Linked DNA regions of Homo sapiens: region 2 is linked to region 1. A link is a contact called in ENCODE Hi-C data. All regions are on one chromosome and are shown on one strand. The core of a region is the stretch at or near the end of the contact, and the rest is flanking DNA. Distances in the headings are between cores, read along the strand shown.

What was found. Hi-C counts contacts between places; a loop is a spot of excess contacts on that map. Pooled maps may share reads with other maps.
Region 2: a pooled map shows a loop between it and region 1 (6-fold over the local background). The contact joins the enhancer-like site here to the promoter of DPP4 in region 1. A Hi-C loop is called at or near these places in 2 of 37 single-sample maps with no recorded cell type and 4 of 50 pooled maps.

Annotation. Positions count from the first base shown.
Region 1 is chr2:162,071,108-162,075,906 of GRCh38, forward strand. DPP4 (dipeptidyl peptidase 4) reads right to left here and starts at 3,108. Exons shown (of 26, transcript NM_001935.4): 1 at 2,869-3,108; 2 at 2,292-2,379. The coding sequence starts at 2,874. It overlaps DPP4-DT (DPP4 divergent transcript), which reads left to right and starts at 3,750. Exons shown (of 3, transcript NR_147697.1): 1 at 3,750-3,828; 2 at 4,371-4,504. RefSeq lists enhancers at 2,627-2,826, 3,261-3,958, a silencer at 2,977-3,236 and a promoter at 3,513-4,799.
Region 2 is chr2:164,012,249-164,017,137 of GRCh38, forward strand. No RefSeq gene overlaps it. Among named protein-coding and RNA genes, the nearest start is that of FIGN, 280 kb to the left of the region's middle. RefSeq lists enhancers at 3,290-3,339, 3,380-3,529. Within about 2 kb of position 1,968, at least 5 of the 41 ENCODE cell types and tissues checked have a DNase peak (open chromatin) inside an H3K27ac peak, as active enhancers do.

The DNA of each region.
Region 1 (4,799 bases), core at 1,858-4,357:
CATGGCCAACAGTTCAGGCATGCTCAAAACATCATTCACTGCATCATCTCCAGCTTAGAATCAAACTCTTTTGCCTGTTTCCCACCCTCCTCTGGGGCCCTGGATCCTTTTATAATCCCTAACACAGGATGTGATCTCATGTCTCTGTGTTGAAACACAGGGCATTTGCATTTTCTGGAATATCTTATCTCCAGAAACTGATGTTAACTATTCAAGCTTGGCCCACAAAAGAAACCTCTTATAAGAAGTCTCTCCGCCGGGTGCAGTGGCTTACACCTTTCATTCCAGCACTTTGGGAGGCCAAAGTGGGCAGATCATGAGGTCAGGAGATAAAGACCATCCTGGCCAACATGGTAAAACCCCATCTATACTAAAATACAAAAAATTATCCGGGCGTGGTGGTGTGTGCCTGTAGTCCCAGCTACTCGGGAGGCTGAGGCAAGGGAATCACTTGAACCCGGGAGGGGGAGACTTTCCCAGAAGTGTTCCTTCTAACCTCCAGAGCAGTCTGCTCAAGCACCTCTAAGTTATTTTTTTGAATCATAAGAGTAGTTATATGGAAACAAGTTGAGTCTCTCAGGAAGTCCTCCTCAAGAGAACATTCTTGAAATGTGTTCAAATTTCATTTGGAGAAGATACCAGGTGCTATTTAGCAGAAATGGCAAAACAGCTCTTCCTGGCCTGTATACCCTACCCAGCAAAACAAAATTCTCAGAGTTAACTGCAGCAAGCCTCAGATCCCTAGGCCTTTTCACTGGCCATCTCAAGTGGCTTATCAAAGTACAGTATTCCTTCCAACTTGCTTTAACGGAAGTTCTGATAATTACAGTTTTACTCAAACTTCCAGCGATGCTGTGATGCCTCAGTGATGTTTTGGAGAGAAACATACAGATTATTTCTATTTATATATGTGTGTATCCACACACACACATACACACATATATATGTAAAACAAGTCATATTTGTTTGCATGTTCCCACTAGCTTATACAGTCCTTGAGGTCAGGGCCTTTATATTTATATTTACAAAATTTAATCTTTGTATTTGCAGCAACTAACGCGGTGCCTGGAACATAATGTAAGCCTGTAAGCCCTATATTTATCAATTGTATGACTAGCACATTCTTCTCCCACAAGGCTTTGCATGTATGGTTTACACAAAGAGTTGCTTTATGAAAATAGTTATATTTTAACAGTCCACAAGAGTCAAGCTTAAGTGGACTGTCATTTAATGGTATAAAATAGTAGCAACCACTGGTTTCTTCAAATTTCATTAGCAGTAGGTCAACCCATTCAGTTATTTAACCTTTGGCACATTTGCCCTGGCCTTGAATTGCACAGCAAGCATGGTTTTCATAGCTCTACAATCTAATTCTGAACTGTCATCCTAAAATCTAGATAAGACTCCTTGAGTATGCAAGCACTGACTATACATTCCTCAGTTGACTAAATCTTCCAGAGAGAATGCTTTAACTGGCTGACTAATTTATAGTGTGTAATGCTGAAATGAAAGCAAGTGTTTAAAAGGAAAGTAAGGCCAGGGGAGACTGAAACTAGTAGTTCTCACTTGCTTGCATCCTACAGTGAGTATTCCATTATGTGAGTGTTTTATACATTTAGGCAAGCTAAAAAGACATGAAAGTCCTTAAATAAAAGAATCCACCAAAACATCACTGATTCCAGACCCTTCTTAAATATTATCGTGTATACCAGCTTTATTATTTAGCTCTGCAATACTGCTAAATTGGTCAATTACTTCCCTGCCTCCCCACCCTCCAACTGAATTCTCACCACCCTTGAGGGAAAACAGTCTGGGTTCCCTGTGGAACATCATTTCTCAAAACTGTATTTTGGGGCTTGCTTTCTCATTTTTCCTTTCCATTTCAGATATCCTTACTGCTGTCTTTGGGCTCTTTAAACACTGCCTTTTTTCCTTTTTCGATCACACCCAAAAACTTTTCTCAAAAATTACATGTAAATTTAAAAATTTACAAATTAAATTTAAAATTGAAATTTTAAAAATCCCGACTCTCCCTAATTTCAGGAAGCATGCATTTATTATACATAACAAGACGTGAAAGCCGCAAGAGTTTCAGCCTAAACACTGAAGACCCCGCGAAGTGAATCCAGCTGCTGCTCTACAAGCAGCAACAACAACTGGGAAGCCTTCTCAGCTACACTTCGGGGCACTGGTCCAACCCCACGCAAAATCCCTCGTTTCCCTTAGCGTGGTAAGACGGAGCCTGACCTGAGCTCCAACTGTCCTATCTTTTTCAAATGTTTCAAACTTACTGCCTTTGTTCAGCAGAACCACGGGCACGGTGATGATGGTGACAAGCGCAGCAGCACCCAGCAGTCCCAGAAGAACCTTCCACGGTGTCTGCAAGCCGAGCAGATCAAGTCCAATTAGAGGGAAGCGTGTGGCCCCAGTTTCCGTAGGAGGGTCGGGGCTGCTCCAGAGGCAGCAGGATTTGCAGGTGGGAGTGCGTTAGAAGAGGGAGACCGCGGGCTGGGGGTGGGGGTGGCGTCTGGAGTGCGCCAGTTGGAGTTCTCTAAGGCGGGTGCCCTTGAACTTGTGCCTTCAGAGCACATTAGCGTTGGTTTCTCTACCCCTGCCCGGGTTCGGGCGTGCGTTCTGTGAGTGGCTCTCCGGGACATTCAAAGCTCGACGCCAGGGTCCTAGCAGAAGCCAGGGTCCGAAAGCTAAGCGAGAGCTCTGGGACGTCCCTTCACCTGTCAGAGGGTGGCCTTGGGGCTTCCGCCTAAGGGGAGTCCCTGGTCCGGTTTCGCCAGCTTTTGGGCCATTTGGGGAGTTTGGCGAAGAGGTCCCCACAGCTCGCCCCGGGGACGTACGTGGCGCGGCACTCACCTTCATCGTCGGCGTCTCCTCGGAAGTGAGCGTTCAGAGAAGGAGCGCAGGCAGAAGTCACCGCGGGCGGCGGAGACGCGCGTCCTGCACCGCTGCTCCGGGCGGTGGAGTCACTCGCCGCTGGCAAGTTTCGGCCCCGAGTTAAACATTAGTGAGCGCCGAGCCCGCTGGGTATAAAGGCGCCGCGGGCAGGCTGCAGGGCAGGCGGCGCGGGAGCAGGCGCGCGTGGCGCGGGGCACTGGCATCCCGGCCGGGGGGAGCCCGCGAGGGCCCCCTGAGGGCGGTGTAGGGCGCTGGGCGGCAGCCGGGGCGCAGAGTGCGGGGCCCGGAGGAGCCGTGGGGGAGGGGAAAGGGCGCGCGGCCTCGGATGCGCAGACCCTGGGCCGGCGACTCGGGGACCCTGCTCCCTCTTAGCTAAAAATGACGTCGGCGTTCAGCTCCTCCAACCTCACGTGGACAGGCGAGGGAACCGAGACCCAGAGAGGGCAGGGGACTTTGGCAAACTCACACAGCCCACCGCAGGCAACTGGAACTGAAACCCAGGACTCCGTCTCTTGCCAGTGAAAGTTATGTTAGGAAGCAGTGAGGGGTCTAAAGCAGTATGAAAGGCAAAGAGAAAAGGTGATTGTTCCCTCTTGAATGGCCCTTGGAAGCTGAGTATCTGGATTCACCCTCCCTAGGGAATTTCCCGATTGTCTTGCAGGCTTACACACTCATCAAGATGACAAAAATAATGACAGTAACACTTATGTGGAACTTGACTTTTTCCCAGGTGCTGCTCTAAGCATTTACTGTGTTTGTTTTACAGGAAGGAAGACTGTACACAGAGAATAAATAACTTGGCCAAGCCATTCAGCTAGGAAGTTGTAGATCCTAAATTAAGAGTTCAAGGTCTTAATGGCTACTCTATGCGGCCTCTCATAGTCTTTTCAAGGGTTTTGGAGAAGAATAAAAGATCAGGTATGGCTTCTCCCTCCCCCAGCTCTCTATTGTTCCCTAAAGGATTATTCATTCGTTCATTCATTCCTACATCCTCCCATTTATTCCAGTCATCCACAGATGTTTGAGTGGTTACAATGTGCCAGCCTCCCTTCTAGGTACTGGAGATAAAGTGGGACAAGAGAGGTGAGGTCTGGACCCTTGGCACTTTCACGATAAAATACACAGGTAAACATTTGCCTTTAGGGCCCCCTGTGATTACTTCCACTCTTGCAGATAAGAGGATAAGGCCTCTTCAGCTTGTTCACAGCAGCTGAAAAGCAAAGCCTCTCTGTCAGTAGAGGTAAAAGATTAAGAATGCAGAGTCCGATGGGGCATTACCACATGATTATGAATTAATGCAATTTTCCATCTTTTATTTCCAATCCAGGCATTGCTTTTGAACTCAGTCATCTTTTCCCCCTTGCCCACTAGTTGCTTGTGATACATCAGTATCCTCACTCACCCCCAACTCCAGAGGCTGAAACTAACTCTCCTCCTCCCTCTTCCAACTGCTGAGGAAGATGAGTCAATGGTGTTACTGGACCCTGTGAACTGATGCTGTGAAGAGAGGCCATTTAACACGGACTACGGGGAATGGTGCCACAGGGGGCTCAGTGCTGCCCTTCACTCTCAGCATTTTGCTCACTCAGCATTGGTAAGCCACATCAGCCTCGGTGAAGGAAGTCTGGAGAGTTAAGCCTGTGCTTCATCTCCATGCCAGCACCATGGCACTCATTGTACATTCAGCAAGCCCCAAGGAAGCTGGCAGGAGGCTGGCTGACATCTACGGGACAGGTCAATTTGTTCTCTGGAGGGCACTCCATGAGACGCAAATATCTTCACACCCTGTGCCCATTTCAAGAGACTCTCTCACATGCCTCCCCCACCTTGACCTCTGTGTCACCAGTCTTTCAATCTTGTTTTTTCCAAATCCTTAAGGTAGCAGCTGG
Region 2 (4,889 bases), core at 718-3,217, 1.9 Mb after region 1:
TATGGAAACATGGAAGTAGATAATAAAAGAATAATTTATTTAATACATTTAACTTATAAACAATTTAATATATTTTCAAGTTGTTTTTAAACCAATCATCTAAGAAGAAACGATGTCAAGAAACAAAAACATCATAGAGTACTTTCTCACTTTATGAAGCTTAACGTTAATAGGTTGAAAATTGAAATGTAAATTGATAACACTTTGCCATAATGGGATAATGCAAAAAAAAAAAAAAAAAGAGCTTGGATGTTTTGTGATTATCTCCTTCTAATAAACTTTATAAGAGAGGTGGATTTAAATGCATTCTGAATCACAACATTTTAGAACACAGACCTTGAACAAGATGATTTTTTTGTTTATGAGTTGAATGAAAAATCTGTATTTAAAAGCATTCTCTGATTACTTTTTTTTTCTGTCAGTGGGAATTTTCTGTGTGTGGGTGCATGCGCTCATGTGCGTGCATGTGTACATGTGCACACGAGGCTACATTGGGGACCTCATGCAGTAAGTTACAATGATGGAGCATGACAGTCAGAATAGCACACACTATTAGCTGGACCTCAACTCTATTACAGTGCTATGTTTGGTGACATAGAATCAAGAGACTCAAGGATACAAGGTCAAAGGTAGCAAAACATTACATTAATCTGTTCTCTTCACAGATACCAGTGTATCTCCATGTAAAATACAGCATTTGCTGCTTAATTATGAGAAACAAATGCCTAAGGATATTATTTAACAACAACAACAAAAGAACACAAAATAGTTGTCTCTTAGCTAAAGATTTGTAGATAGCTTTTCCCTAGCTCTTATTGTTTTTCTCTTTTTATGACCTCTACAGTTATTACTGGAATTGCTCATGATACTATAAATTGACTTAGTGGCATTGTATTCATTCATCCCTTGCTTCCTAAGTGCCCACATGAAAATGACATGAAAATAATCAATCTAAAATGAAATTAATAAATATCCTACCTAGGCACGCCTTATATATCACAGATGGACTAGATGACATAATATGCAGAAGCTATTTTCAATTGGTGAGGAGACAGAAAATTGACATCAATTTTCATAACGAACATTGAAAGAAATACAAAATTTAATTGCTGAATATCACTTCAAAGTAAATGATCAAATTTCAAGAGAGTGGGTTTTATTGTGGGATTGTCACACTAACTTCACGTTCTAAAAAGAGAAAAAGAAATTGGTAAAATAACTATCATATTCAGCCACACTACTTAACAAAGATCTTTTTTACTAAATGTGCCACCGATTAATATGCCTAGTAGCAGAATCTGCTAAGTGATCAAATAGTTATTAGGGATATGTATAAATGATATAAAGCTACCATACTTGTAAGGCATAATTAGCTATCACCCACGTTTCTTAATCACACAATTCATAAAATTGTAAAAACTTATTTTTAATATTTTAAATTTTGGATGATTATGAGCTCTAACTTCTGTCTCAACAGACTAGGGAAAGGTATGATATATATTCATATACTAGTATAATAGATGAATTTTGCTTTAAAAGGTGCTCCTGGATCTTTGTACATTCCCTACTGCTATATTCTCACATTCTCTATATGTTCTGTACACACCCCATCAGTAGTTCTAGGAGAACTAATTCAGAAAGTCTACCATTTTGAAATGCTAGAATGAATGTATCCTAAATAGTTCAGCTGGTACTGTACAGTTATTCTATCTGGTACAAATAGGCTTTAGCTAAAGGCACCTAAAATAAATAAATAAATAAAATAATAAAAGAAGAATCAAATCCCTCTGAAATTCTTTCACATGGTCACTGCCTTTAACCTCCCTGCCTCAGTACAAAGTTACTCTGTGTCCTTCACTTCTCTGGTTACGATAGAGCTATTTTCTGAGGAGCGATTCATAACAAAGAATTTTCGTTTGTGAGAGCTGTGCCTAGACTGACGCCATGGGCCTTTCCCCACCCCAAGAGCCTTTTGTTTTGTGCCAAAAGAATTGCTCCATTCATTATCCCCACAGATGCTTGGCCTGAAGGCAGAGAAAGTCAGTAAAAACAACAAGAAGCTGAGTTCTCCACCAGCCTAGGCTATCATTATCTACACAAGAGATGATGAGTTTGTAATGAAGTTGACGAGGCTTATTCAGACACTCGCAGATTGGCAAGAGGATAAAAAGTGTCTTCAATTTTCGTGTTGTCTGATGTTGAAGTTAGCTGTCATCCGGCACTAGATTAGTCACACTTTGAGGCAGGGCTTTGGAGAAGGGGTCAGAACAAAGCTACTGTACTATGGTATTTCACAGTCTGAGGAACAGAAGCATAATAAATGTGCTCTGTAATTTAAATCAAGGCGCTGCTGTGGGAAATCGCTGCCTTTTTCACTGGAGGTATTAGTGCTGGGCACTGTGCTTCTTGACATCGCATAACATATAAGAAGTCTGCACAACTTTGCTCTTATAATTGGAATGAATGCAGTGATTATATTGGATGAGGCTCTTCTGAATTCAGCAAAATAAAGACTCACTCGTCACAGAGGATACATTAGATTATGTGTGTTTTATGCTTTTTTAATTCAATTGAAAAATTGGCTAAACATGAATGAAATTCTAATTGGAAACATTTCACACTTTGGCAATATAGATGGTATTTGATAAGTGTTACTGTTTTCCATTCAGTAGGGAATTCTTAGAGCTGAATAAAAAAATTCTTTAAGTAGGACCACAAATTAACCATTTACCACAATCAAATCGGTGGGGTTATAGAAAAAAAATTCCCCTTAAAATCCTAACAAAGCAAACTTTTGAGGAAGGTAATGTTACACACTTTTGGAGGAAGGGGCAATGCCAAGATTTAAAGATAGCCCTTTAATTTACAAGTTAATTTTAAACATTTATTAAAATTTTTTCCAAGATGTGGAAACAGTGTTTCAATTTTAATTTTAAAATGTCAGAGCTTCAAATAGATGTGACTGATCAAAATACTTTAAAAAAACCGAACGAGAAATGTTCTATAAAATGTTTAAATAGAGCATACTCTTACCTTTCAAATATTTAAAAGCTTGAAATGGAAAGCTTTGTCTAGAGGCACTCAGTATTGGGCGAGCTGAGTGTTTCACATTACTTATTGTTCCGTTCTCAGATATAATTCAGACTTAACTTTGCCTGTGGTCTTCCACTGTAAAATATGAAACTCATGAGCTAGCTCATTGTCTATGAATGTTTCCCACTCCCCCACACTCCGTGTTCCAGTTGGTTGGGTCACAGAAGTGATTTCACTTGCTGGCTCTCAGAGTGTTCAGCCATGTATGCAGGGGTTAGTTTGCCAGCCAATGGTCCATGAAGGATGTGGGTGGAGAGGAGGAAGAGAGAAACAGTTACATTTTTTTGTAATGGGAACTTCTAGATCTAACAACTGTCACTAAAGGCTGCTACCGTTGTTGCTTACTGTTCACTTTCTGATCTATTAAGATCACCTTGACTCAGCAGATCTGTAGCCCAATGGAAGAAAGAAAATAAAGACATTGGCGGAGGCTTTGTTCAAGATCCCTAGTCTTGATGCTGATTATCGATCAGGTGATTAAGGCAGATGAAGAGGTTTTTTGAAAGCCGAAGCCTCTGTTTGTGTCTGTCTAGTGTGCCCCGAAAGGGGTTGGGAAATCAATACCCTCAATCACGGCAGAGAGCATTTCTCTGTCAGTCACATGCACTGAAGTGATTAGAATTGAGTCATAAGGCAATGAATAACTGGCACTGGCTTCCTGCTCCTCTTTTTCACCTCATAGAAAGCCTAATGAACTCTCTAGGTTGAGGGGACAGGCTTACGACTCGTGTAGCACTATTAACATACCATCAGATAACAGCAAACCCCTAGGTTAAAGTCGGAATTAGAGATATTAATTTCAATCTATTGAAAGACTGATGCCAGGGAATGCTTCAACCTACCAGGCAAATATAAAAGGGTAGCTGAGTGGCTAACAGTGCAATCTCTTTTCTCTAATATTAAGACTTAAATACACTTCTATATTTAATAAGATGGTCAGAAAGAACAGGGATAAATAATTTAGCAAATGACTTTACAATAAAATATAACACTCCTCCCACATCTCAAATGTGCTGATAATTCTTCCCAAATTCTCCAAATTGAAATATTTTTAAATGTTAATTTTTTTGTTCACAAACAGGAATAATTTGTTCTATCATTTAAAATAAGCATGCTGTTGTGTTTCTGGGCTCACAGTGGCTTCTGGCAAGTATATGCCCTACTCCTAGCCTTGGGGGAAAAAAGCACCCATACTATTATCCAAAATCTATAAAATGTGGGGTAAAGAATGTCCCATTTCTCAGACTGAAACTGCTGAGGAATACTGGATGTTACAAGTGATCTCTTGAGCAAAACTTCGTGAAACAATGTATATATAATCCATGATAAGAGGCAATCAAACACTAACAACCCTTTACAAAATAGATTTTTGTCTGACAACAGATATGAATGTAGGTTCCAGAGAAAAACAGCACAACATAATTCAAAAAGCAAGGCAAAATCAACAACAAAAACTTAAGTAAATCAGCTGCTGTACTAATTAATCAGCTTATGTAACCTTACTTCTGCATTTTGTTATCCTATTGGCACCTTGAGTTTGCGAGTGGTGCCTGTGAGCTTAGTATCTAGAAGCCCTGCAGTAGTAAAAGTATCCTTCGTATTGCTACTAGCTACTGTTATTTATGTGCCTCTGTGGCAGTCTTTGTTATTTATCAGAGACTTTTTTTTTCCGTGTAATCATGATGTAACTTTCATTTCCAAATCCATTGACCTACCAGGCAGCCTCCACTCTGCCAATTCTCTTGTCAGGAATGCAACGTTCAGGCTGGTCTATGGGCTGCTCCCTCATCCATTCT